2 separate regions of the Homo sapiens genome follow, and region 1 is linked to region 2. Evidence: chromatin loops called from intact Hi-C (ENCODE). Cell type or tissue: heart left ventricle. All regions are shown on one strand. Links, peaks and the distances in the headings refer to the core of each region. The heading gives the core; the rest is flanking DNA. Region 1 overlaps MICAL3 (microtubule associated monooxygenase, calponin and LIM domain containing 3). Region 2 overlaps MICAL3 (microtubule associated monooxygenase, calponin and LIM domain containing 3).

What was found. A loop is a pair of places that touch in the nucleus more often than their neighbours do. Peaks named below come from ENCODE experiments on the same cell type or tissue, not always from the same donor. Only the 100,000 strongest peaks of a DNase experiment are listed, where the experiment ranks them.
Region 1: a loop joins it to region 2, with 4 times the contacts of the local background. A loop is called at or near these places in 10 of 110 quality-filtered maps.

What each region holds. Positions count from the first base shown.
Region 1 is chr22:18,010,737-18,021,327 of GRCh38, reverse strand. All of the region lies in intron 1 of MICAL3 (microtubule associated monooxygenase, calponin and LIM domain containing 3), which reads left to right. It also overlaps the pseudogene RHEBP3. Among named protein-coding and RNA genes, the nearest start is that of MICAL3, 8.5 kb to the left of the region's middle. In heart left ventricle, for the core only: no CTCF peak of the experiment used is centred there; no DNase peak of the experiment used is centred there.
Region 2 is chr22:17,964,406-17,974,996 of GRCh38, reverse strand. The region is part of intron 1 of MICAL3 (microtubule associated monooxygenase, calponin and LIM domain containing 3); the gene reads left to right. Among named protein-coding and RNA genes, the nearest start is that of MIR648, 11 kb to the left of the region's middle. RefSeq lists an enhancer at 850-1,402 and a silencer at 4,860-5,154. In heart left ventricle, for the core only: no CTCF peak of the experiment used is centred there; a DNase peak (open chromatin) is centred at 4,996; H3K27ac peaks cover 2,528 bases.

The DNA.
Region 1 (10,591 bases), core at 817-8,816, 47 kb before region 2:
GTCACCTCAAGGCTGATCCATCTCACGAGACAGGGCAGGCCAGCCATGTGAGGGCTGCCAGCCCAGTAGATGGCTAATCCAGGAATACCAAAACCATATCTCATTTCTATTACCCCTCCCTGCCACGACCACCAATATCTATTCTCTGAAAAGGGCAATTTATGGCACAGGCCACTGGGGGAAAATGTCCAGTTGATCCAGCTTAACCCATGTATATCAGTTCATCTTTAGGGTGCTACCTAAACTCAGAGTGGGACTAGTGGAGACATTGTGTGGCTTTAATAAATTCCCTTTTCACACTTTTTTAAACTGTGGATTGTGACTCATCAGTGAGTCATGAAATCAACTTGGTGGGCCATTTTATTTATTTATTTATTTATTTATTTATTTATTTATTTATTTATTTATTTATTTGAGACAGGGTCTCACCCTGTCACCCAGGCTGGAGTTCAGTGATGAGATCTTGGCTCACTGCAGCCTCCGCTTCCCAGGTTCAAGTGATTCTTGTGCCTCAGCCTCCCAAGTAGCTGGGACCACAGGTGCCCACCACCATACCCGGCTAATTTTTGTATTTTTAATAGAGATGGGGTTACCATGTTGGCCAGGCTGGTGTCGAACTCCTGCCTCAAGTGATCTGCCTGCCTCAGCCTCCCAAAGTGCTGGGATTACAGGTGTGAGCCACTGCACCCAGCCTATTTTTTTTTTTTTTTTTTTACTTTTTAAAGGTTTACAGCCATTTTATTTGAAAGTATACATTTAGCACCATGAAATAAACACTGATATATTGAAGCCTGGTTAATAGTAGTGTAACAATATATTTTGATGATTACATTATTTTAAACAACAAACTACACTGAAAAATTAATGCCGATAAAACTCTTGGTCATAATATTAAGAAATACCATATATAAATTGAAAATATGATTGCTTAAAATTTGAAAATGGAAGTGCACTCGTTTGGACAGTCAGAATTTAACATAATCTGAAGGGAGAGGATCTCTGACCCAAAATATATCTTTCAGGTTAAGAGAAGGAAAAAGAAGTGTAGTTTATCTTAAAGGATGATGGGAGTTTGTTTCTTCAGGTGGAAGATATTCCCAGTGTCCTCAGGTTTTGCAGTAGAATCATATCACTGAGCACGAAGATTTTCATTGGGAAGCTGCCCTGTCAATTTTATCTGCCTCTAAAATTGTCCTCTTAAAAACATCAGCAGCTGGCCGGGCGCGGTGGCTCACACCTGTAATCCCAGCACTTTGGGAGGCCTAGACGGGCAGATCACGAGGTCAGGAGATCGAGACCATCCTGGCTGACACAGTGAAACCCCGTCTTTACTAAAAATACAAAAAAATTAGCTGGGCGAGGTGGCGGGCACCTGTAGTCCCACCTACTCGGGAGGCTGAGGCAGGAGAATGGCGTGAACCCCGGGGGGCGGAGCCTGCAGTGAGCCGAGATCGCGCCACTGCACTCCAGCCTGGGCGACAGCAAGACTCCATCTCAAAAAAAAAAAAAAAAAAAAAAAAATCAGCAGCATTCTCATTTTCTCTAGTAGAAAATTCCAAAAAAGCCGCATTCCAAGATTCTGCCAAAGCTTCCCTGATCACCCTTTTTTTCTTTTTCTTTTTTTTTAATTTTTGAGACAGAGTCTTGCTCTGTCATCCAGGCTGGAGTGCAATGGCGCGATCTCAGCTCACTGCAACCTCCGCCTCCCAGGCTCAGGCAATTCTCCTGCCTCAACCTCCTGAGTAGCTGGGATTACAGGCGTGTGCCACCATGCCCAGCTAATTTTTGTATTTTTAGTAGAGACAGGGTTTCGCCACGTTGGCCAGGCTGGTCTCGACCTCCTGACCTCAGGTGATCTGCCTGCCTTGGCCTCCCAAAGTGCCGGGATTACCGGCGTGAGACACTGCGCTCGATCTGATCACCCTTTTCATATGCAGGTCTTTCTTATTTCCAACCGACATAATAGATATTTCCACTTTCCCCACCATATCCAATGATTTGCCATGGATAACTGTAATCACTTCAGAACTTTTCATTGATGTGGCAGAATACACAATAATACAACCATTAATGTCTATGGAGTTTGTCTGGGGAATAATGGAATATTGATCTTGGGTGGGTCCTTTTTTTTTTGAGACAGGGTCTCCCTCTGTCACCCAAGCTGGAGTGCAGTAGTGTTGTGATCTCAGCTCACTGCAGCCTTGAACTCCCAACTCAAGCGATGCTCCCACCTCATCCTCCTGAGTAGCTGGAACTACAGGCATGCATCACCATGCCTAGCTAATTTTTGTATTTTTTTGTACAGACAGGGTTTCGCCATGTTCTCCAGGCTGGCCTCCAACTCCTGGGCTCAAGTGATCCACCCTCCTCGGCCTCCCAAAGTACTGGTATTATAGGCGTGAGCCACTGTGCCTGGCCAGGTGGGCCATTTTAAAAAGAAAGAATAGAAAATACCAGAGTGTATACGTGTAGTGAAGGGAAGATTTGTGTCCTGAGATTTGTGTTTCAGTTTTGTATACTGTGTGTGTGTGTGTATGTGTGTATGTGTGTGTGTGTGTAGATAGATAGATAGATAGATAGATAGATATTTTTTATTTTTATTTTTTTCTTGAGACAGAGTCTTTGTCACCCAGGCTGGAGTGCAGTGGTACAATCTTGACTCACTACAACCTCCGCCTCCCAGGTTCAAGTGATTCTCCTGCCTCAGCCTCCCAAGTAGCTGGGACCACAGGTGCCCACCACCATACCCTGCTAATTTTTGTATTTTTAGTAGACATGGGGTTACCATGTTGGCCAGGCTGGTCTCAAACTCCTGACCTCGGGTGATCCACCTGCCTTGGCCTCCCAAAGTGCTGGGATTACAGGTGTGAGCCACCATGTCCAGCCTGTATATGTATATTTTTGTTGTGTACACTGAATCGTGATGCAAAATATATTTCTTATTATGAATCATGGTCAAGAAACTTTTAAAGTCGTTACCTTGAGCAAATACCGACAGAAATTGGAGTTGAATCAAAATGAAATATTAAAAGGTCAAATTCTTCAAGAGCTAGCAAAAAAATAGAATTCAATATATTTTAGATCTATGGATAATTTTCAAGTTAAAAGAATCCATGGGGGAAAACTGTGTTCATTTAAATTTAAAATTTCTATCGGCTGGGCGCAGTGGCTCACGCTTGTAATCCCAGCAATTTGGGAGGCCGAGGCAGGCGGATCACGAGGTCAGGAGTTCAAGACCAGCCTGGCCAACATGGTGAAACCCCTTCTCTATTAAAAATACGGCCGGGCGCGGTGGCATGCCTGTAATCCCAGCACTGTGGGAGGCCGAGGCAGGTGGATCACGAGGTCAGGAGATCGAGACCATCCTGGCTAACATGGTGAAACCTCATCTCTACTAAAAATACAAAAAATGAGCCGGGCGTGGTGGCGGGCACCTGTAGTACCAGCTACTCGGGAGGCCGAGGCAGGAGAATGGCGTGAACCTGGGAGGCGGAGCTTGCAGTGAGCGGAGATCGAGCCACTGCACTCCAGCCTGGGTGACAGAGCAAGACTCCATCTCAAAAAAAAAAAAAAAATTAGCCGGGTGTGGTGGCGGGTACCTGTAATCCCAGCTACTCGGGAGGCAGAGGCAGGAGAATCACTTGAACCCGGGAGGCAGAGGTTGCAGTGAGCTGAGATCACACCACTGTACTCCAGCCCAGGTGACAGAGTGACACTCTGTCTCAAGAAAAAAAAATTCTATCAAATGAAAAAGGAACAGAGTGGGGGAAATATTTGCATTATATATTACAAATTAAAAGTTAACCTCTGTTAGGCCAGGCACGGTGGCTCATGCCTGTAATCCCAGCACTTTGGGAGGCGGAGGTGGGTGGATCACAAGGTCATGAGTTCAAGACCAGCCTGGCCAACATTGTGAAACCGCATCTCCACTAAAAAAATAAAAAAAATTAGCCAGGCATGGTATCAGGCACCTGTAATCCCAGCTACTCAGGAGGCTGAGGCAGGAGAATCACTTGAACCTGGGAAGTAGAGGTTGCAGTGAGCCGAGATTGCGCCATTGCACGCCAGCCTAGGCAAGAAGAGCGAGACTCCGTCTCAAAAAAAAAAAAAAAGTTAACCTCTGTTAAACCAATAATTCATTTCAAAAAAGGAGAATGGGCATGGGATTGTGGACAAGGGAGAGGCAGAGACTCAAGGACTGACTTGGGCCTTTGGAAGGCCAGGTTCTATACGGCTTTTTTCCTGAGTGTGGTGGTGCAAGAAAGTTAGTGGTAAATTAGTTACAATTTCTGTTCCCCCCACTACATACTGCTCTTTTGATGTTGAACCAAACCTTTAATAAAGCATTTTGAATACTGCAGAAAGAAAAGAAACTTTTTTTTTTTTTTGAGACAGAGTCTGGCTCTGTCACCCAGGCCGGAGTGCAGTGAAGCAATCTTGGTTCACTGCGAGCTCCGCCTCCCGGGTTCACGCCATTCTCCTGCCTCAGCCTCCCGAGTAGCTGGGTCTACAGGCGCCCACCACCACCCCCGGCTAAGTTTTTGTATTTTTAGTAGAGACGGGGTTTCACTGTGTTAGCCAGGATGGTCTTGATCTCCTGACCTCGTGATCCGCCTGCCTCGGCCTCTCAAAGTGCTGGGATTACAGGCGTGAGCCACCGCACCCGGCCTAGAAACATTTTAAAGAGTTTTAAAACATTACAATTCTGTGCATAACTGTCTACTATATGATTCCAATTATATAACACTCTGGAAAAGTTGAAACTACAGGGAAAGAAAATAGAAGAGTGATTGCCAAGGGCTGTTTGGAGGGAGAATGTGACTACAAAGGCACAGAGGGAGACTTTTCAGGATCATAGAACCATTCAGTGACCTGTCTATAGTTGTTAAAAGTCATAGAACTGCACACGAAAAAGAATAACTTTTTGATATGTGAATTATACCTGAATAAACCTGACTGGAGGACAAAAAACAACTCTCCAGGGATAAATTCACAGTTCATAAAAAGAAATTCATCTACATGAGGCAATGCAATGAACAAAACATTGATATGTGTTCACTGTTGATAGCAATCAAAAGTGCAAATTACAACACCATTATACTGTTATGCTTCTTGCTAATGGTTAATAATTTTTCAAAACCGCAACATAATGCTATTGAGGTTACAGTAAAATTCCATATTTATTGTGGGTTGCATTATAAATTGATAACATTTGTGGGGAATGCAACATGATAATATATGGGAAAAGCCATAAAATTACTACCACTATATAGGAAAAGCCATATAATTACCAGACCCAGGAATTTATCCCAATAAAGTTAGTTAACAAAGGTTTTTTAAATTTCAGATGCATAAAAAATACCCTCTGTTGTGTTGGTTATAATAGAAATAAGTAGAAATCACTGAAATGTCTAATATTATAGGGACAGTTTAAAATTTTGTTGGTACATTATACAATGGAATATCTTGCATTCACAACCAAAGCCTAAATCAAGAGGCATGTAGAAAGAAACATGGAAAATACTTTTGATAAAAGGAACAATAGCGAATAGAACATAGCAAGCACATCATGTTCATAACTGTAATAATCTGTGTGCCTGTGCCATAGCTGTGCTGAAGTGATGGATTAGAGATGAGTCTTAGGGTCGCGCGTGGTCGGAGGCCATGACAGGCAGATCACCTGAGGTCAGGAGTTCGAGATCAGCTGGCTAGCATGGTGAAACCCCGTCTCTACTAAAAATACAAAAATTAGCCGAGTGTGCTGGCAGTCACCTGTAATCCCAGCTACTTGGGAGGCAGAGGCAGGAGAATCACTTGAACCCACAAGGCAGAGGTTGCAGTGAGCCAAGATCACACCACTGCACTCCAGAGTGAGACTCCATCTCAAAAAAAAAAAAAAAAAAAAGATGAGTCTTAAATCTTAAATTTGTAAAATTCTCTTGCTGTTATTATACTGCCTTTTCAATAACAAAGCACCCTCAAATAAAACCTTCGAGATTGGAAGAAATGAATGTAGAAGAAAAGAGAAATCTCAGAAATTATGATATATTACAAAGTAGAATGTTTTTTATTAGCCCCAGAAACCAGAAGAATCCCAAGAGTCACAATTATGTTGAATAAATCCAAGCTGTGTGGGTTTTCTTTCCTCTTGCTGTCATTTAACTTTGGTGAAGTCCTTGCTTACGGCAGGTAGTTTGTGAATATCTACTGACTGCTGAATAAATGCCAAGGCCATCTTTTAGTTGTACTTTTCACAATCACAGGCCTGGGAAAACTTGAATTTATCTCTGAAAAAGCATCAGAAATCTTAGTACAAGCAACACTTTCTCTTTTTTTTTTTTGAGATGGAGTCTCACTCTGTCGCCCAGGCTGGAGTGCAGTAGCGCAATGTCGGCTCACTGCAAGCTTCTGGGTTCATGCCATTCTCCTGCCTCAGCCTCCCGAGTAGCTGGGGCTACAGGCACCCGCCACCACGCCTGGCTAATTTTTTGTATTTTTAGTAGAGATGGGGTTTCACCGTGTTAGCTAGGATGGTCTCGATCTCCTGACCTCGTGCTCCACCTGCCTCAGCCTCCCAAATTGCTGGGATTACAGGCATGAGCCACTGCACCTGGCCTAACACTTTCTCTTTAACTGCTTATTTTTAGGACTTTAATTTTTCCAGCATAGGGAACATATCTTTGGGGACTTTTTCCCCCATTAAGAGAATTGTAAGAATATTTTAAGTAGGTCACAACTCCTAGGGGAAAGAAGGGTATGTAATGAACAGAGCTCTGGGGAAGCTTTTTTAGAAATGTGCCTAATGTAGATGTTTAAGTGATGGAGCTTTTTCTTTTGAAGTGGGAAACAGGGAAGGGGAAGAAGGTAAGAGAAGGAACAAATCCAACAACTTGGAAAAGCTGTTCTCTTCCTTCCAGGCTCTGGTATTTTCAGATCGAATGGCCTAATATACAGTTCCTGGGTTCTCCTGAACCTTTGGTTTGCTACATAACCTCGAGATAAATATTTAGTGTCTTAGTGCCTCATTTTCATCATCCTTCACAGGAATGAAAATTCTTACTCTATTCCTTCTCCCAAGGCATGTTGGATGGGAGAATTCGATTGTATTATGCGCACCCTGTGCTCTTTTTCCTAAGGGCATCTGAATTTTCTGGTAGGACTTCCACAGACAGGAAACCAAGAAATGTGTGTGTGTGTGTGTGTGTGTGTGTCTAAGAGAGGGAGAGAGAGAGGTCGGGCATGATGGCTCATGACTATAATCCCAGAACTTTGGGAGGCTGAGGTGGGTGGACTCCTTGAGGCCAGGAGTTTGATACCAGCCTGGGCAACATGGTAAGACCCCGTTTCTACAAAAACTTTAAAAATTAGGTGTGGTGGCACACACCTATAGTTCCAGCTACTGGGGAGGCTGAGGTGAGAAGATTGCTTGAGCCCAGGAGTTCAAGGGTACAGTGAGCTGTTATTGTACCACTGCATGCCAGCCTGGGCAACATAGCAAGACCTTGTTTCTCTTTTTAAAAAAATAGAGGGGGAGGGAGATAGAGAGATTGTATTTGGATCAACTCAGAAGCAGTAATCTTTGGACTAAAAGTGCCAATTGCTTTAATTTACTATGCAGATAAAATAATTTTCATTCTTAGGGACAGGCATTTCTGTTTACTAAGCACATACCCTAGGCCATGTGCTTTCCTATGCGTCACCTCCATCCACCCTCAACAGCTCTGTGGCTTCGGCATTGCTACACCCATTGTGCATTTTTATGTGGGAAGTGGGGATTTGAAGTCATTTTTCTCTCCCAAGAAAACCCATGCTCTTGTCATGACCCCACATCAGACAGACTTGGGTTCAGATTCTGACTGTGACACTCATTAGCTGTGCCACCTTGGGCACATCTTTTAACTTCTCTGAAGCTCAGCTACCTGTACTAAAACAGGAGTAATGACAGAAAAATGAGGTTATTAAGAGAATTAGAGAGTACACCTCTAGGGCTTTCTGATTGTAAACAACAGCAATATGCTCTAGGGCTAACTTTGGAGAAGGATGGAAGACATTTATTAGAAGGATATGAATTAGCTCATATAACTGAATGCAAAGCAAACAGCCAGGTCTTGGAAAGGATGAGAGCCAGGCCAGCTGAAGAGATCTCAAGAATAGGGAGGTAACTGCCTTCTTTCTTCAGGGGATTCTTGACTGCATGAAGCAGCTCCGGTTGTTTTCAGTTCTGCGGCTCCCTGCTTGACACTCAACTTCCAGGAAGAGAGGTCAGACTAGATGAGGCTGGACCATGTGCTGCCTTCCTCATGGATGGAGAGCAAGGTGCCTCCATCCCCATGCCCACCAGACCTGCATGCAGTGGGGGAAAGGTAGTTTCCACAATAGAAGCTAAGATGTAGGCACTGTTACCAAGCAAGGGGGTCTGAATGCTGGGCAGGCTAAAGCCACAGTTACCACCGTGGAGCTGATGCAGTCAGACATCCCAGCCCAGGACCTGGTACAAGGGAGTGGCTCCATAAATGCTTGGTTTTGCTGGTAGTGTTTTCACCTGACCTCCTGCAAGGCAGCAATTCCAGACCAGTAAATCACCATGTAACAGTACATCTAGAAATCCTAGCTCAGCATTCTTCGTAGGCGTGTCATGTTGTGATACACACAGAAGATGGTATTTGAGCAGCAAATATCTGAGGTAAACTGACAAGGTGCTCCTGCAGGAGGAGACTGGCTGGGAGGCTCTGGCCGCCCCGGCCCTATCTGGCAGCCCTGGGAGCTGAGGGAATCAATATGGCACTTATGGGCAATGCACCCGTGAAGAAGCCCAATTAGATGATGGAACTTCAGGCCCCCCGCCCACCACTATCGCCTTGGTCTCAGCACTGTCTGGCCCTCCCTTACCCCTCCAAAAGTTTGAAAGAGGGTCCCTCCCCATGAGGGCCGAGGCCTGAGGCCCAGTAGAGTCAACAGTGGTACCTCTGCCTTTCCCCACTGATGACTGCCAGCTGCCAGCTGTCCACTCGCTCCTCAGGGCCTTCATTGTCAGGAAGTGAAGCTTTTCAGGAAACAAAAAGTAACTTCTCTTCTTATTTATTAATTTTTTTTGAGTCAGAGCCTTGCTTTGTCGCCCAGGATTGAGTGCAGTGGCACAATCTCTGCTCACTGCAAACTTCGTCTCCCAAGTTCAAGTGATTCTTCTGCCTCAGCCTCCTGAGAAGCTGGGATTATAGGCTCCCGCCACCATACCTGGCTAATTTTTCTATTTTTAGTAGAGACGGGGTTTCACCCTGTTGCCCAGGCTGGTCTTGAACTCCTGACCTCAGGTGATCTGCCCACCTTGGCCTTTCAAAGTGCTAGGATTACAGGTGTGAGCCACCAGACCCTGCTCTAAGTTCTTTTTTAAAAAATTTTTTATTATTTATTTATTTTATTATTATTATTATTTTTTGAGACAGAGTCTCGCTCCGTCGCCCAGGCTGGAGTGCAGTGGTGCGATCTCGGCTCACTGCAAGCTCCACCTCCCAGGTTCACGCCATTCTCCTGCCTCAGCCTCCCAAGTAGCTGGGACTAGAGGCACCCACCACCACACCCAGCTAATTTTTTTTTTGTATATTTAATTAGTATATTTACTATAATATAGTAATATTTTTACCGTGTTAGCCAGGATGGTCTCGATCTCCTGACCTCGTGATCTGCCTGCCTTGGCCTCCCAAAGTGCTGGGATTACAGGTGTGAGCCACCGCGCCTGGCCTTTATTTATATATATATTTTTAGACGGAGTCTCACTCTTGTTGCCCAGGCTGGAGTGCAATGGCGTGATCTCGGCTCACTGCAAGTGATCTCGGCTCACCGCAACCTCCGCCTCCTGGGAGGTTCAAGCCATTCTCCTGCCTCAGCCTCCCGAGTAGCTGGGATTACAGGCGTGTGCCACCATGCCTGGCTAGTTTTGTATTTTTTAGTAGAGATGGGGTTTCACCACGTTGATCAGGCTGGTCTCGAACTCCGACCTCAGGTGATCCGCCTTCCTAGGCCTCCCAAAGTGCTGGGATTACAGGCATGAGCCACTGCGCCCAGCCAGCTTCTCTTCTTGATAAGGCTGGGAACATCTGGCCCAAGGGGCCTAGATGATTTTAGAGCATTTATCTCTCTGCCTACTTGTCAATGATGGCATTGATTATGAAAATCAATGATTGTGGTGTGATACAGTCCCTGGAGGCCGAGCTGCAATTGCTGGTGCTCACATGGGGGTTTCCAAGCAGGGCCAAAAGCAGCACTGCAGGCCTGTGATCGCTGAGGCTGCCAGAGCACAGAGGAGACATTCAGTCTCAAAGAGATATGCAGGTTCTTCTCAATCGCTTTTCTTTTCTTCCTGTTTGTTTTTTCTTTTTGTTGCCAGGGAAGGGCTGCTATTTTACAATTGTGTTTATTTTTTCCCCATTACAAAAGTATGGGGAAAGGCATACCCCATTCTCTTCCCAAATGAAAAAGTACAAATAAGCAAAATGAATATAATTTTGAAACACCCAACTCCCCACCCATCCCTCTATTCACCTGGCTATGAACATGTTAGTATTTATCCTTCTCAATTCTCCTTCTTTCTAAC
Region 2 (10,591 bases), core at 1,143-9,142:
GGCTCCAGAGTCCAGCTGCCTGGGCCCAGCTCTGTCTTCTACCACATAGAAACCATACAGCCTTGATAAATGACTCAATTTCTGTTTCTTCATCCACAGAATCTACCTCATGAGGTTATTGTGAGGACTGAAGAACTCTAGTGTGTAAAGTTCAAGAGAACAGCATGCACAGTAGTGCTCATCACACAGTAAGCACATATTACGTGCTACCACTGTGCTGTGAAATAACCAGGACTCAGTGGCACACAGCTTTTTTTTTTTTTTTTTTTTTTTAAGACGGAGTCTTGCTCTGTTATCCAGGCTGGAGTGCAGTGGTGCCATCTCGGCTCACTACAACCTCTGTCTACCAGGTTCAAGCGATTCTCCTGCCTCAGCCTCCCAAGTAGCTGGAATTACAGGTGCGTGCCACCATGCCCAGCTAATTTTTTATTTTTAGTAGAGACAAGGTTTTGCCATGTTGGCCAGGCTGGTCTGGAACGCCAACCTCCACCTCCCAGGTTCAAGCAATTCTCCTCCTTTGGCCTCCCAAAGTGTTGGGATTATAGGCGTGAGCCACCACACCTGGCCTCACACAGCTCTTATAAATGTATCAGGTTTGAGTAAAACATGAAATGTGGAAATAGCAGCAGTACTAGTAATTCCCGTTTATTGAGCAACTTCTGTGTGCCAGGCCATGCAGCATAGGCTCTGCTGTACATACCATCACTTACTTCTCACAGCAGTCCCCTGAAGCCTGTTTTATCAGCACTGTTGAGGGCCAGGCCCAGGGCAGACAGCAGGGTGGTGGAGCTGGTCTTCCTCACAAAGCCCTAGGGAGCTGGGCTTTGCTCTTGACTGCCTCGTCACTTTCCTTACCTGTGTTCACCCTGGGAGCCAGAGTAACAGGAAAGTCATTCTTTGCCCTGAGCCTGGAATTTTGGCAGCTCACATAAACCATGGCCCAGAGGGAAGTATGATTTCCAGGATATAAACCATTTTTGGGTGAGTCTTCAGTCTTTTCTGTTGTGATAAATAGGAGGAGGAGCTCAGGGGACTTGTTTTTTATTTATGTATCTTAAACATTTTTAAATTTAATCTCTTTTGAGACAGCATCTCACTGTGTTGCTGGAGTGCAGTGGTGCGACCACAGCTTACTGCAGCCTCGACCTCCCAGGTGCAAATGATCCTCCCACCTCAGCCTCCCCAGTAGCTGGGACCACAAGTGCGTGCCACCATGCCTGGCTAATTTTTTGTAGAGACGGCGTCTCACCGTGTTGCCCAGGCTGGTGTCAAACTCCCGGGCTCAACTCATCTTCCTGCCTCGACCTTCCAAAGTGCAGGGATTTCAGGTGTGAGCCATCGCACTTGGCCAGCCTGTCTTTTCGAAAGGGCCCATGATTTGCCTGCGTCTAAGCCTGGCTCTGATTGGTCTCCCTTCTGCACACAGCAGACACCCAAACTCTGAACTGCCACCCCGGTTCCACAGTGGGGCTGGAAGGGGTCGGTTGTGGCCATCAGCTTCACACCCTGTGCTGCTTCCACTATCATGACCTATGTGTGGCTCCGTCCTGGGCCTCATGATGATCAAGCCGGTGTCCCAGGCCCTGTTGGGAAGGATCATATGCTCAGTTACATACCCTACAGAAGTAAGTCTCTTATCAGATTTCAGACTGGTAGAAAGTTTCTCCCATTTGGTAAGCCGTCTTTTCTGATGTCCTTTGAACTACAACATTCCCTCCCCAGGCTCCCCCCACCTTTGTTTTCCCCATGGTGAGGCTTGGCAAGTGTTGATGCCACAGGGCATGAGTGAAGAGGGTGGTAGCAGCGCCTCTGTCTGCATGCACACACCTCTCTTCTCCCTTTTCCCCCCATCTGGGTGGTGAAGGAGGCTTACTCACCCCACAGAAGAGTCAGAAGTAAAGACCCACAGCAAGTAGGCTCGGAGTCACAGGATGCTCCTTAAAGAACTGAGAACTATTGGGCATGGCTGAGGGCCCCTTGTAGCCAGAGGTGGGCAGCCCACGTGGGCCCGGCTGGGCAAGGCGCAACATGCCTGACGTGCAGGGGCCTGAGGGCAGGTCTGGGTGGGCATTGTAGGGGCTGCAGGCGCTTGGGGGCTGGCAGTGCCAAAGGCTACTTAAGCTGACGGGTCAGGTTACAGTTGCTGTGGGAACTGTGACCTTTGAATTTCCTGGCTTATGCATGGAATTTCAGTTGCACAATACTACAACAATTTGGATTATTTTTCCTCCCTTTCCTCTCCCTCCTTGGCACTTAATTTTTTATCCCAGTGAATGAGATCCATAGCTCTCTGCCCTTGCCCTTTTTCCTGGGGCAGACAGTCTTACTCACCTTCCTTCTCCTGCTGCCCCAAAGTGTGCCTGCCAGGAGACCAGCCCCGGACCCTGACCTGTGGGAATCTTCCTTCTGCCTCCAAGGCCCTGAAGATGGGGGTGAGCTGCCCGGGATGGGCTGTTGTGTGTTGTAGGCGGGCTCAACCTTTCTGTGTGCTTACCCCTCCCCGATGTGCCTTGCTGTCCCTACTCCCGTACGTCCGTTCACCTGTTGCGTGTGCCTGGTCCACCCTCCCAGGTAGCTTAGCCTGGTTCGCTCCAGATTTCAGTTTCTACTTGGAGTCCCACCCTCTTTGGGAAACCCGTTGTCACCACCTTACCTGGGAATTATTTCCCCTTCCAGTGGACCATGTGACTTGAACATTTCATCTGGTGTTTAATCAGATACTGCCTCAGGATATATATTTTCTTGTCTCAAGATTTTTTTGTTTTTTGTTTGAGATGGGATGGTCTGGTTCCTTTTTTCTACAAACCAAATTATAAAATTTGAGGGCCAAGATTTTAACAGTACCTTGCTTATTAAATAGCCACTGGTTTGTAACTGATTTGCTGAACTGAGCATGTGTTCTTAGTGTTTGCCTTGAGGAGCGCACTGGGCTTGGGAACAATGAAAGATGTAGGAAAAAGCAAGGTCCTTGCATCCAGATTCGTTAAGAGGCCTTGCCTGGCCTTGTGTGGAGTGGCCTGCCTGCCTTGCCATCCTCCTCTTCCTCTCTCACTGAGCCCTGAGCCCACTGGCCGGTGGTCCTGGAAGGCCATGTGCATTGTCGCCTGTGCCGGTGCACGTGTGCTGCTTCTGCCCCTGGAGCAAGCTCCTCCTTTCCCTGGGCATCCTCCCTCCCGGGTCGGGCTGGATACCTCTTCATTACCACCTGAAGGGCCAGGGGGCCCCTTCCGATGTTCTGTCTTAGGTTCTGCTGTTCTTTTTCTCACAGTGTGTAAGTATGGATGTATCTATATATTGACGTTTTTACACCGATGGCTGTGTCCACCACTGTCCTTCCATCTCTGGGGCACAGGAGACATAGGAGTTCTGTTCACATTCTGTGCTTAGCCCCAACACAGTGTCTGGTGCCTGTGTATGCTAGATGAATGCTAGATGTATGCTAGATGAATGCTAGATGAATGCTAGATGAATGCAGTCAATGCTAGATGAATGATGAGGTTTTTTGTTTGTTTGTTTTGACATGGAGTCTTGCACTGTCGCCCAGGCTGGAGTGCAATGGTGCGATAGCTCACTGCAACCTCCGCCTCCCGGGTTCAAGCGATTCTCCTGCTGAGGCTGAGGAGGCCTCAGCCTCCCAAGTAGCTGGGATTACAGACACACAACACCATGCCCAGCTAATTTTTTGTATTTTAGTAGAGATGGGGTTTCACCATGTTGGCCAGGCTGGTCTCAAACTCCTGACCTCAAGTGATCTGCCTGCCTCAGTCTCCCAAAGTGCTGGGATTGAAGGCATGAGCGCCCAGCCCCCCCCTTTTTTTCTGACACGGGGTCTTGCTCTGTTGCCCAAGCTGGAGTGCAGTGGTGCAATCTCAGCTCACTGCGACCTCCGCCTCTGGGGCTCAAGTGGTCTTCCCACCTCAGCCACCTGAGTAGCTGGGACTTACAGGCATATGTCACTGTGCCCAGCTAATTTTTTTGGCAGAGGCGGGGTTTTGCCGTGTTTCCCAGGCTGGTCTCGAACTCCTGAGCTCAAGCAATCTGCCCACTTCGACCTCCCAAAATGCTGGGATCACAGGTGTGTGCCACTATGCCCGGCCTCCAGAAGACTTTTTAACAGCTCACAGGGCACAGTTTAGAAAGCACTGCCTGCAAATCGGGTGGGGTGCTGAAATCAAGGACAAGATAAATATAATAGGAAAGACGTAACAGATAAAAAAATTTTCCACATTAAAAAAAAATGCTGCTCAATTAAATGGCTTGGAAAGACAGACTTAGCACCTTTTCTCACCAACCCCAATTCAAGGACCTGTTTAAGGCACCTACTGTGTGCCAGGAATATTACAGGTGTTAGAGGAGGGAACATAGGAAGTGGTGGGGAATTACTAAATTCTGCTTCTGATTTTGGATTTTTTAAAATGTATACATGATATTAGTGCTGAAACCTGACACTTCTCAGGAAGTGAGAACTAAAAAGCACAGAAGCCCATCTGCCACATAGTGAGTCGGTCACAGCCGTGACTGCAGAGTTCTGTTATCTGACTCCCAAAGGGGCCTCCAACCAGTGGGCCCTGCGGCAGATCACGAAGATCCTCTGATCATGGCCCTGCAGCTGGTCAGCCGCTCACTCAAGGACCAGTGGGCCCTGGGGCAGACCACGAACATCCTCTAAGCATGGGCCAGCAGCTGGTCAGCCGCTCACTCAAGGACAGACGGAATGGCAGATTTAGAACCTGGCGTCCATTCTCAAATCCCATTCAACAACATGGGCGGGGGACAGTGGAGGGGAAGCCATCTGTCCTCCCTTCTCACCAGGCTGAGAAAAGTGGGTGTTGAAGGTGGGACCGAGAGAAGAGCCCACAGACCCCACTCAGGGAGACTTCTCTGGGGACAGTGGCACAGAGCCTGCTAACCTGCTGGAGCGGCTGGAGCAACGGCCCAGTCCCTCTGCACACTGTGAATCCTGGCAGCCAGGGCAGAGATGTGGACCAAAGGGAAGTCTGATTACCGACTATGTGGCCTCAGAGTGCCCTTCTCCTCTGACGAGCTCCCAGTGCTTTCGTGGACGTGACCTCATGAGGCCCTCACACTCATTCCATAGGTATTTTCTCAGGCAAGTCACAGACGGCATCCCAGCACACAGGGAGAGCTGAGAGCCTCAGTTCTCTCTAAAACATGAGGAAGCATGCACCCATCCCAGGGTGTCGGCAAAGAGGCCATCCTAGACGCTGCGCTTCTCACAGCTGTTCTGGCTAGCAGCATCGGCTGCTTCTCAAAAATGATTCTGAGAGCTTAGGAAAAAGCGAATACCTCCAAAGTCCCAAAATAAGTTTCTAGAATTCCACAGAACAGAGTAACAGTCCTGCCTCACCTCCTCACAGATCAAGGGCCCATGTTGCCTTAAATCATTTCTAAGATAAACCAAAAAAGGAATAAAGGTGGCAGGGAAGAAGGAAGAAGGAAGGAAGAGAAAAAAAAGCATGTGTCTTGCCTAGAACAAAGGAGTTCTCATTTTAATCTCCAGATGGACACTGTCATTCCACAACGCCTGTCGGCTCCAGACCAACCCAAGAAGCACGATCTGCGGACAAACTGCTCATTTTACATTTCTTTCTCGTCCCTTAGAGAAAAGCACATGTATTTCTACAAGAGTCCTCATTTGGCCGGGTGCAGTGGCTCATGCCTGTAATCCCAGCACTTTGGGAGGCCGAGGCAGGTGGATCACGAGGTCAGGAGTTCAAGACCAGCCTGGCCAATATAGTGAAACCCTGTCTCTACTAAAAATACAGAAAATTAGCTGGGTGTGGTGGCGGACGCCTGTAATCCCAGCTACTCGGGAGGCTGAGGCAGAATTGCTTGAACCCGGGAGGTGGAGGTTGCAGTGAGCTGAGATCCTGCTACTGCACTCCAGCCTGGGTGACAGAGTGAGACTCCATGTCAAAAAGAAAAAAAAAAGTCTTCTGGAGAAAGTTAAAGAATGTTCTTAATAAGTCATTGAATTTTACATATTTTTGACTTTGTGTGTTGGGGGATAATTTTGTTTATAAAGTCTTTAAAAACTGACCATTTTTTGCATTGGTTAATTTACCCATGAGACCATTTATTTGTAGTTAATAAAATACAAATCTATTTAAAATGTTGAATTCATAGTTTTTGGTCACAAGGCATGTTTGAAGTTTGTCGCCCCATGCTAATCTAAAAGCGCCTAACTCCCCTCGAGCTCCTTTAGTATGCTTTCCATATATCCTACGTCAAACTGTTTGGTGGCCACATCTGTTTGAGGAAGGTGAGCTAAAGTGTGGAACCGGCCTTTCTTTCAGCGGCTCGTTGGGGCATTAGTGGTTGTGGTAATTATTATATCACTCTTTGAGTATCGGCTCTCAGTTGGACACTCTCCCAGGCATTTCAGGTTGGTTGTTTATTTGAACCTCACCTCAAAATCATTACATCCATAAGAGGCACATACTAATATATCTTTGTTTTGTGGTGGGGAAATGTAGCCTGAGGAAGCTTGCCCGAGCCAGGGTCTGGTGAGGTCTCCGGTTTGAGTCTGCGACTGTGGAGCTCTGGCGCCTCAGCTCTTCCCAGAGCAGCTCCCGGCTCCTGTGCTGCTCCCCCGTGGAGTGTCCTCACCTGTGAACACCTGCTCACCTGTGAGTGTCCCCTCAGTAGGGCGGGTCTGAGCTCTGGCAAGGTTGCTAGGCTTTTCTCCCTCCCCCAACGCTTCCACAGAGGCAGGGCTCGGCACTGGGCACGCTATCTGATTCCCCCTTTGCTCATGTGAATTCTCGCCATTTCCTCTCTTTCCTCTTCACTCTGCTGGACTTGGTCTCATCCTTCAGGATCTCCTCAGATCCACCCTTTCTTCCGTGAAACTTGCATCTATTTACCTACTTTTACAAGCATCATTTAATAATTATTTTTATTTAATTTTTAAATTTTACTCTTTTTTTTTTTTGAGACGGAGTCTCACTCTGTCATCCAGGCTGAAGTACAGGGTGCAACCTTGGCTCACTGCAACCTCCGCCTCCCAGGTTCAAGCGATTCTCCTGCCTCAGGCTTCTGAGTAGCTGGGATTACAGGTGTGCGTGACCACGCCTGGCTAATTTTTGTATTTTTAGTAGACAGGGTTTCACCATGTTGGTCAGGCTGGTCTCGAACTCCTGACCTAGTGATCTGCCCACCTCGGCCTCCCAAAGTGCTGGGATTACAGGCGTGAGCCACCACGCCCAGCCAATTTTTAGTCATTTTTACAATAGAGAAGGGGTTTCGCTGTGTTGCCCAGGCTGGTCTCAAATTCCTGGTCTCAAGTGATCTTCCCATCTTGGCCTCCCAAAGTGCTGGGATTACAGGCGTGAGCCACCACACCTGGTCCTCATTTTTATTATAATATGTACTTAAATGTATTGAACTGAATTTGTTAGAAGCCTGTCCTTAACCTTTACCTCTCTTCTGAGCTGTTGTCAGTGGGATCCCCATGCTGTAGGCATGAGTGGGTGTGTGTGGGTGTGTGTGTGTGTGTGTGTGTGTGTGTGTTTGCATGTACACTGCCCAGTGGCCAAGACTGTGAATCCATAGGGCAGATTCATCAAATATTGTCGCTTGAGTAAATGCCTTAAATATATGTGTTCTACTTTTTTTTGCAGGGTATGTAGATGCCGTTGTGATGAACAGAATACAAATGCATGGGAAAATGTTGAATTCTTAGTAGCTTTTTTATTGTTAGGCATTATTTTCAGCCAATAGGTTGTATGGAATAGCCTCTATCACATAAAGATAACAAAATCACTGATGGTGAAAACGAGTAGTTATGCCAGGATAGACCAGGGATGCTGGCCATCCTGTTCATTTGCATCTGTGCCACAGGTGTTCTGTTCTTTCAGCACGTGTTGGTTGACTGCTTAGCTGGATGGTGGCCCTTGTCCATGGAACCTCTGTCTCACCTACCCTTGATCAGTCCCATGGAGTGTGTGCACACATGGGTGCCCAGGAAGTACTTACAGATTTGACTTAGTCCTTGGATCCTATTTCCCCTGTTCCACTACCCATTCCCATCTGCTATTTCACTTTCTTGAATTCCCTCTTACTTTTCTTCCTTTGTCTAGTTCTTACAGATAACCCTAACCTCCAATAATTTTCTGTCAATTAATTGCAGCTGCTTCCTGAGTTCCAGCTGCACATTTAGCAAGGCTCAGGCTACACTGGGGGCAGATACATAATCATTGAAATAATTACTCATGGACCATTTTTGCCAGGTATCATGGAAGATGCTTTAGAAATGCATTCTGTCGTTTACTTCCTAGAAATACCCTAGACAGTTGGTACTGTCTTTATCACCATTGGCAGGGGAGTTAACTAGGAATTGGACAGCCAAGTGTGTGGCAGAGTCAGGATTAATCTCAGTCCAACTCCCAAGCCTGTGCTCTGAAGCCCTCTGCTACCCTCATCTCCTGAGGATTGGTCATGGTTCTTCCCCTGAGGAATTTTCCATTGGAGAAACAGAAACAATGCAAACAGTACTGTCTGGATATGAATAAGGATTGAATTGTTTGGAACTGCAGAGGAGTGAGGAGGTGGAGGGGCTCAGAAAGGACGAGAAGAGATGGAGGCTTTGTGAAGAAGGCAGGTCTTCTGCGGGGTTCTGGAATAAGGCTGGAGAGGGGAGGAGGAGCGCTCAGGTGTGGGGAACCACACCCAGGCCCGAGGGAGTGGAATGTGCCCACAGGCTGTGGGGCCACTTTGGAGGGCAGTTATCTCAGGGAAAGTGGGATGAAGCTGGGTGGCCAGAGTCAGGGACTGGAAATTCGATGGGAGGCATGAAGCAGTGGATGATAAGGAAACGTGTGTGGTTGTCAAGCAGGATGTGGCAGGATGAGGGTTCTGTCTGAGAATGATGAAGCTGGCAGCAGATGGCAGATCCTGCATGGCATGGAGTTACCTCCGACTCCTCTCTAGTTCATGTGTGTTGACTCTTCATTGCCTGTGTGCCCTGTGGCCCAGTATTATTTCTTCTGGTCCTGGGAACAGCTGTCTACATGGAAGTCCCACGGTGGTTGGTCCCGTGGTGGTTGGTCAGACCACCCTCGAGTGCAGTGTAGTGAAAAGGCATAGAATGTGGAGGTTGGAGACCTGGATTTTTGACTCCTGGCTTTATAGCTTACTAGTTGGACAAGTGATCTGACCTTTCTTAATTCTATTTTCCCCCTTATCTGTAACTTGCAGATAATTATAACTACTTACAGGGTGGTTTCTGGATTAAGATGATAGCAGATATCAGTAGAGAGGCTACTTAGTGTTCACGGTTCCAGGCTTCCTGGGATCAGGTGTCAGCTCTTACTGTGTGACTTGGGGCAAGTTACGTAGCCTCTCTGTCTCCTTTTTCTTGTCTATCACATGAGGCTGATCGCTGTATTAAATACTTAACTCACAGTGACAATCAGTATATCAGTAGTAAGTGATGAATACACTATAGCTGCAGTTATTCCTGGGGGCCTCATCTTCATCAGCACCATTATTTCAGTCCTTGGGATGAATGGAGTCAGTGCTTTCTCTAAGGTAGGAGACCAAAGCATGAAGACTCTCTGATGTGTGGTAAGAAATGGTCTCTAATCATTGTGTTAGTGACATGCCTTCAGGACCTCTCTTAAGCATTGAAATTATAGGCACCCTTGTGCCAGTTCCAGGGTCTTTTAGGGGTTCCGGGTATTATTGCAATCCTGTAAAAAGTCATTGCTTTCTGATACAGAAGGACTCTCGCAAGCACAGCCATTCTCAGGCACAGAAATAGTTCCCTTCCTTTTTTTTTTTTTTTTTTTTGGAGACGGGGTCTCACTGTGTTGCCCAGGCTGGTCTCAAACTCTCTTCTTTTTAAATAGAAGGGGAAGGAGGGAAAGGAGAGCAGCGGATGCATGGATTTCCTTTGGCCCAGTTTCCTCCCTCTGTCAGAGGACTTCCTACCGCAGGGAGTGGGAGACACCTGGGGGCAGGCCCGCACCTGCTCTGTGCCCTTTCAGCGATGGCGTTTCTGTTTTGGAGTGTTTGCTTTCCCCTTTTCCCAGACCTCCACCGCGCTTCAGTTTAGCAGTGCGCTTACGGTCAGCAGTGCCATGCGGCTGCTGCTTCTGAAAACCCCCAGCCCTCCTGAACCAGCCAGTGTCCCAGCTGAGCAATTCGGGGTTTTTGTTTTGCTTTGTTTTTTAAAACAAAACTCAAAATCATTGGACCTTATCCTCTGTAGTTGAAGTGAGAGTTACTTTCTGAGGACTGGCTTGTACCAGAAACCAGCTGGTTTTAAGTTGCTGCAGATCTTTAAAGGGACAGCTTATTTGTGGACCAGATTTCCCTACTCACAGAAACTTTCTGTCAGAGGGTTCTAGTGTGGAGGTGGGTTACAGATGGCAGAAATGCCCGAGTTTGATTTTAAATTTTTAATCTTCACGTAGGGTCCAAGTCCTGTGGAGCTAATCTCTGACATCCCCACCCTTGCCCTGTTAGGGTTGGTCAGTGATACATGTGGACGTGTGCTGTGTGCGCAGATAGTGACAGGACCCAAAAGCAGATCATCACATAAGAGTCAGGGCTGTTCGCTGGGGCC